2 separate regions of the Homo sapiens genome follow, and region 1 is linked to region 2. The links are chromatin contacts, found by Hi-C or POLR2A ChIA-PET in ENCODE. All regions are on one chromosome and are shown on one strand. The core of a region is the stretch at or near the end of the contact, and the rest is flanking DNA. Distances in the headings are between cores, read along the strand shown. Region 1 overlaps DYNC1H1 (dynein cytoplasmic 1 heavy chain 1). Region 2 overlaps PPP2R5C (protein phosphatase 2 regulatory subunit B'gamma).

What was found. A loop is a pair of places that touch in the nucleus more often than their neighbours do. ChIA-PET counts read pairs that join two places held with the same protein, here RNA polymerase II (POLR2A). Pooled maps may share reads with other maps.
Region 1: a pooled map shows a loop between it and region 2 (5-fold over the local background). The contact joins two enhancer-like sites. A Hi-C loop is called at or near these places in 6 of 50 pooled maps. POLR2A ChIA-PET finds 5 or more read pairs at or near these places in 3 of 52 experiments (Panc1, activated T-cell and activated naive CD4-positive, alpha-beta T cell).

What each region holds. Positions count from the first base shown.
Region 1 is chr14:102,019,107-102,021,806 of GRCh38, reverse strand. It overlaps DYNC1H1 (dynein cytoplasmic 1 heavy chain 1), which reads right to left. Exons shown (of 78, transcript NM_001376.5): 42 at 1,751-1,914. Among named protein-coding and RNA genes, the nearest start is that of DYNC1H1, 56 kb to the right of the region's middle. Within about 2 kb of position 1,331, at least 3 of the 41 ENCODE cell types and tissues checked have a DNase peak (open chromatin) inside an H3K27ac peak, as active enhancers do.
Region 2 is chr14:101,814,820-101,817,519 of GRCh38, reverse strand. The region is part of intron 3 of PPP2R5C (protein phosphatase 2 regulatory subunit B'gamma); the gene reads right to left. Among named protein-coding and RNA genes, the nearest start is that of PPP2R5C, 54 kb to the right of the region's middle. Within about 2 kb of position 1,324, at least 4 of the 41 ENCODE cell types and tissues checked have a DNase peak (open chromatin) inside an H3K27ac peak, as active enhancers do.

The DNA.
Region 1 (2,700 bases), core at 82-2,581, 200 kb before region 2:
TGTCTGTAATCCCAGCTACTCTGGGGGCTGGGGCACAAGAATTGCTTTGAACCCAGGAGACGGAGATTGCAGTGAGCTGAGATCATGCCATTGCACTCTAGCCTGGGTGACAAAGCGAGACTCTTGTCTCAAAAAAAAAAAAAAAAAAAAGAAAAAGAAAAAAGAAATGGGAACTGTGATGTGTGTAGTTTTAGAGGTGTAAGACTTACTACAAGGCAAGCAGGCGAGACTGTGACTGCGCTGCTGTGTGAGGACCTTTTGAGAAGCTGACTGTAAGATCTCCTATGCAGGCTACCAGGTGAGGGTCTAGTGAAGGCAGGTATATACTTACTGAAGCCAATCTGAATTTGTAAGCACAACTGCTGTTGCGACATTTGAATTTAAACAAAATTCTCTGTGGTACTAGAAATCTGTGAAAACTATATTGTGGGAGACAGGGTCTTGCTCTGTCACTCAGGCTGGAATGCAGTGGCACGATCATGGCTCACTGTAGCTGCAGCCTCCCAGGCTCAATCGATCTTCCTGTCTCAGCCTCCCAAGTAGCTGGGACTACAGGTACACGTCACCACACCTGGCTAATTTTTTATTTTTTGTAGAGATGGGGGTCTCACTATGTTGGTCAGGCTGGCCTTGAACTCCTGGGCTCAATGATCCTCCTGCCTCGACCTTCCAAAGTGCTGGGATTATAGATGTGAACCACTATGCCCAGCCAATTTTTTTTTAATTGAAAAGGGGAGAGTGAAGGTAGCTGACATAGCAACAATAACAAAAGACTGTTTAAAAAGCAGCAGAACTCCAATAAGAAATAAAAACAGGGCTGCCACAGCCAACATACTCTGCACTCTGCCTTGCCTGCTCATCTCTTACAGTGGCTGTCAGTAATGTACCCGGTGTTGCCCAAGAATGCCAAGGACTCGGGTTGGAAACCCAGTGATTACAACTAGGCAGTATTCTGAGACTCCTTGTACAGTAATGACAGGAAAAACTGCAGGATGACACCTGGTCCAGAGGCACAGCTGCCAAACACTTAAGCATTTCTTAGTCTGGAGGGAACCATCTGCCAAGTCATCTTACTGCAATTCAAACCACAAAACCTTCCACAGTTGATGCCGATCAGTCATCCGTTAGCAATTTTTTCCCTTAAGTATTGGTCACTTAACTAGAAAAACTCAAAACTTACAAGACAAGAATTGATCCAAGTGGGCAACAGGTAAAAGAGAAAACCAGTGCCCCAGAGCTGCAGCTGCAAAGCCTTTGATGAGAACACAGACTGAGAAACAGGAAGAGGGGTGGTGGTTACGGAACACGCACACTGGGCAGTTGTTGGGAGACCTTTTAACTCAGCAGTGAACCCGTGCTCTGGTAAGGTTATCACAGGCAGCTGCTACCTTTTGTGGTCCCACCTGACAGTTTAAAAGGTTTATTAAAGTGCCCCGTTTTTTGACTTCTATGATGTATCTTTAAAAAAAAAAGTACCCTGTTCACAGCCACAAGGTTTATGAAAGTGCCTTGTGTAAGCAGACAGTGGTGGGCCAGCCGGTGCATTCAGCGCACTGTGACTTTGTTACCCTGGGGCAACTGTGACCAGTGTCCAGACGGGAGGCTGCCCTGGCTGACTCTGCTCCTTCCACCACTGGCACCACCTGGCTCTAACTTAGGCAGACCACCCCTGCAAAGACCCCAGCTTCGACAGCTGTAAGAACTCAGAGCAGGGGAGAATGGGACCAACTGGATCCTCGGCTTCCCTTACCTATCTTGGAAGAGACGCAGAGCTTCATGTGCCCAAATCCGAATGAGGCCTTCAACAGGCAGGGTCTCCAGAGGTCTCAGCGCTTCAAAGATGCCTCTCACCCACCTAGTCATTTCACGGGGTGAATAGATATAGTGAGGTTGTGTATCCTGGGTGAATCTCTCCTATGGCAATGAGAAAAATGGAAGGTACACGTAAATATCTTAAGACACAGAGAAGTGGTCAAAAGGTAAAATGTGGCAAAACATGTTTACATTAAAGAACCTAGACCCTGAAATATTTAAGAAGATAGCTGGACATGGTGGTGGGTGCCTGTAGTCCCAGCTACTAGGGAGGCTGAGGCAGAAGAATCGCTTGAACCCAGGAGGCGGAGGTTGCAGTGAGCCGAGACTGCGCCACTGCATTCCAGCCTTGGCGACAGAGTGAGACTCCGTCTCCAAATGAGTAAACAATGTTGGAACAATTGGATAAATAACTGTCCAGAACAAAGTTAGATTCAAGCTGCTCACTTTATGCTGAAATACATTATATTTAACGATTTAAATATTTAAACAATGAAACTACAAAAAATCCTTCTGAAAATACTTAAAAGCAAATTAAATACTGGGAAAAAGCATCTGCCACCTATGACAAGAAAGCTGTCCCAAAGCATGAAGAGCGAGGGAGACACAGCAGGGCAGTTGGCGGCTCCCACTCATCCCCCGCAGCCAGCGGCTCCATGGGAGGCTCAACAGAGAAATGCAAATAGCAACGAGAGTCATTTCTCACCAAATGGGCAAAGACATTTTTGTTAATGACTATTTTTTAAATGTTGCAGAATACAGGGAAGCGGGTGCTGCTGGTGGAGGCGTAGCTGGTCCAACCATCTTGAGAGCAATCTGGCAGATATGCAGCCTTTATATACATTTAGAAACTGTATGGCTCTATTTTCATCATATACACATACATAC
Region 2 (2,700 bases), core at 75-2,574:
TATGCACCCCAAAAACGCTGTTTTGTCAGATGGTGTGGCCGTCTGTGCAGCTACTGTGAGTTACAACCAGAGGACCAACACTGGCTGGCAAAGACTCAAATATGAAAGGCCACTGCTCATGGCTTAGGAAACAGTAGCTAAGTTATTACATTTTCTTTGTACATTTTTTCCAAAGCAGACCCTTTTTAAAGATATTTCCTTCACCAGAGAATATTGAAATGATAAGAGAGCGAAACAGCCTTATTTTTTAAAAATATATTTCTCATCCTGGGGCAGTGGCTCACGCCTGTAATCCCAGCACTTTGGGAGGCCGAGGCGGGTGGAACACGAGGTCAGGAGATCGAGACAATCCTGGTCAACATGGTGAAACCCTATCTCTATTAAAATACAAAATATTAGCTGGTTGTGGCGGTGGGTGCCTGTAGTCCCAGCTACTTGAGAGGCTGAGGCAGTGGAATTGCTTGAACCCAGGAGGCGGAGGCTGCAGTGAGCTGAGATTGCTCCACTGCACTCCAGCCTGGCAACAGAGCAAGACTCCATCTCAAAAAAAAAAAATATATATACATATATAATATTTTTATATTATATATATTATATAAATATATATATTATATATATATTTATATAATATATATATAATATATATATAAATAAATATATATATTTATTTCTCTCAAACATTATGAAAAAGTTAAAATCTCCATAGAATTTCAATGAATAATTGTATATTGTATATCCCCTCAGCTAGATTCAACAACTGTTCATGCTTTGACATATTTGCTTTTTACCCACTTTTCTCTTTACCATTTAAAGTTGCAGAGATCACGATCCTTCACTTATTAATACTTCATTCTGCATTCCCTAAGAATAAGAAAAGTCCCTTACAAAAGTTGGACACCTTTTTACACCTAGAAAGTTCGCAGTAATTCCACACATCCAACATCATTCTGCACTCCACTTTCTCCAGCTGCCTTCAAAATGTCTCTAATAGGTTTGATTTCACACTTTTTAGAACAAGGATCTGATCTAGATTCACTCACGGTACCTGTTATATCTCTTTAGTCTTTTTTCTTTTTTAAACTAGAAGAGTTTTTGATTTATGTGTAATTCAAGGGCCTCAAATAAAGCCAGACTTCTACCTGCTGTGGGAGTACTGGTTTCCCCCATGCATTTTAGCCAGCGTCTTTCCAAGATGTGAGTGAGAGAAATGATTTATCCCACGTTTAGACCACTTGGCGGTCCTATTTCCAGTGTGACAGGGAGCGGAAACAGCGCCTGAGCAAGGCCTAGAGTGGAGTGGGCACCTGTGTCGCTCTTTCAACCAGCCGCCTTGTGTAAAGTCTGTCACCTTTTTGGTAGTCTTACTCTTGCACTTGGGTATAACGTCTGCTCAGCAGGTTTTTGCCTTGCAGCAAAAGCCATCTCCTATATGTTTTTCATTGAAATACGTTAACTACAGCGTATAGAGGATTGAAAGAAAAATAAAGTACAGCTTCTCATGAGCTTCTCATTCCACTGATGAGGTATTTAGCTAAGAAATACATCAGATAGGCCGGGTGTGGTGGCTCATGCCTACAATCCCAGTACTTTGGGAGGCCAAGGCGGGCGGATCACTTGAGGTCAGGAGTTCGAGAGCAGCCTGGCCATCACGGTGAAACCCTGTCTATACTAAAAATACAAAAAATAGCCGGGCGTGGTGGCATGCACCTGTAATCCCAGCTACTCGGGAGGCTGACGCAGGAGAATCGCTTGAACCTGGGAGGCAGAGGTTGCAGTGAGCCGAGATCACGCCACTGCACCCCAGCCTGGGTGACAAAGCGAGACTCCAACTCAAAAAAGAAATATAGTAGATAGCTATTTCCTGAGTGATCACTCAGAGATAACTTTTAATTTTTAATCCACTGACACTAACTGATGCCTCTACTCTAGGAATAATGCTCAGTGTCACCAGAGAACAAGTTCAACAGGACTGTCCTCGGGATACTCCTGATTTTGTGGAGGAGGTAAGTCAACAGTTACTAGCTGGCAGATTTGGTAAGTGAACTGGGACAGCAGGTAAGATTATCAACTTTCTCCCTGCACACCAAGAACATACGCATGTAAACCTTTAACAAACTCCTATTCAACCCTGAAATGAGTTTTGAACTCCAGACACTCAAATCCATTACCACTGTACAGAAAACAGTAAAAATCAAAAAGTACCTATGAGGTGGGAGCTTTCACCAGCATCTCTCAACACTCTGATGTCTGCAGAGCAAAGAACATGAGCTTTGCTATCAGACTGACTGAGGCTCAAATCTTGTTTCACTACATTCTCTGTGGCCCTGGGCAAGAGGCTCCCTTTTTTCTCCCGGGGGGACAAAAAAGGCAGGGGCGGTAGTGAGTGGGGGAGGGTTATAATGCCTCACAGTGTTGGGCAGATTCAGAGAGAGAACAGAGGTACAGGGTTTCAGCTGTGACCTAGCACACTGAAGGCACTCAACGTATGCTGCTTCTCCTCTGGGACAGCCACCAGCAGCAGCTTCGGGACCTCGTACTTGGTGCTGCCAACAGCCCTGGACTGGACCCTCTAGGCTGGGTGACCTTGGGGAGGAGAAATACTAGGATTGTCCTGCTCACCTGCCAGGCAGGAGTGCTGTGAGGAAGAAGTACATGAGTGTTCACAACAGCTTGTCACAATTGGCAAAGTGCTGTAGGATC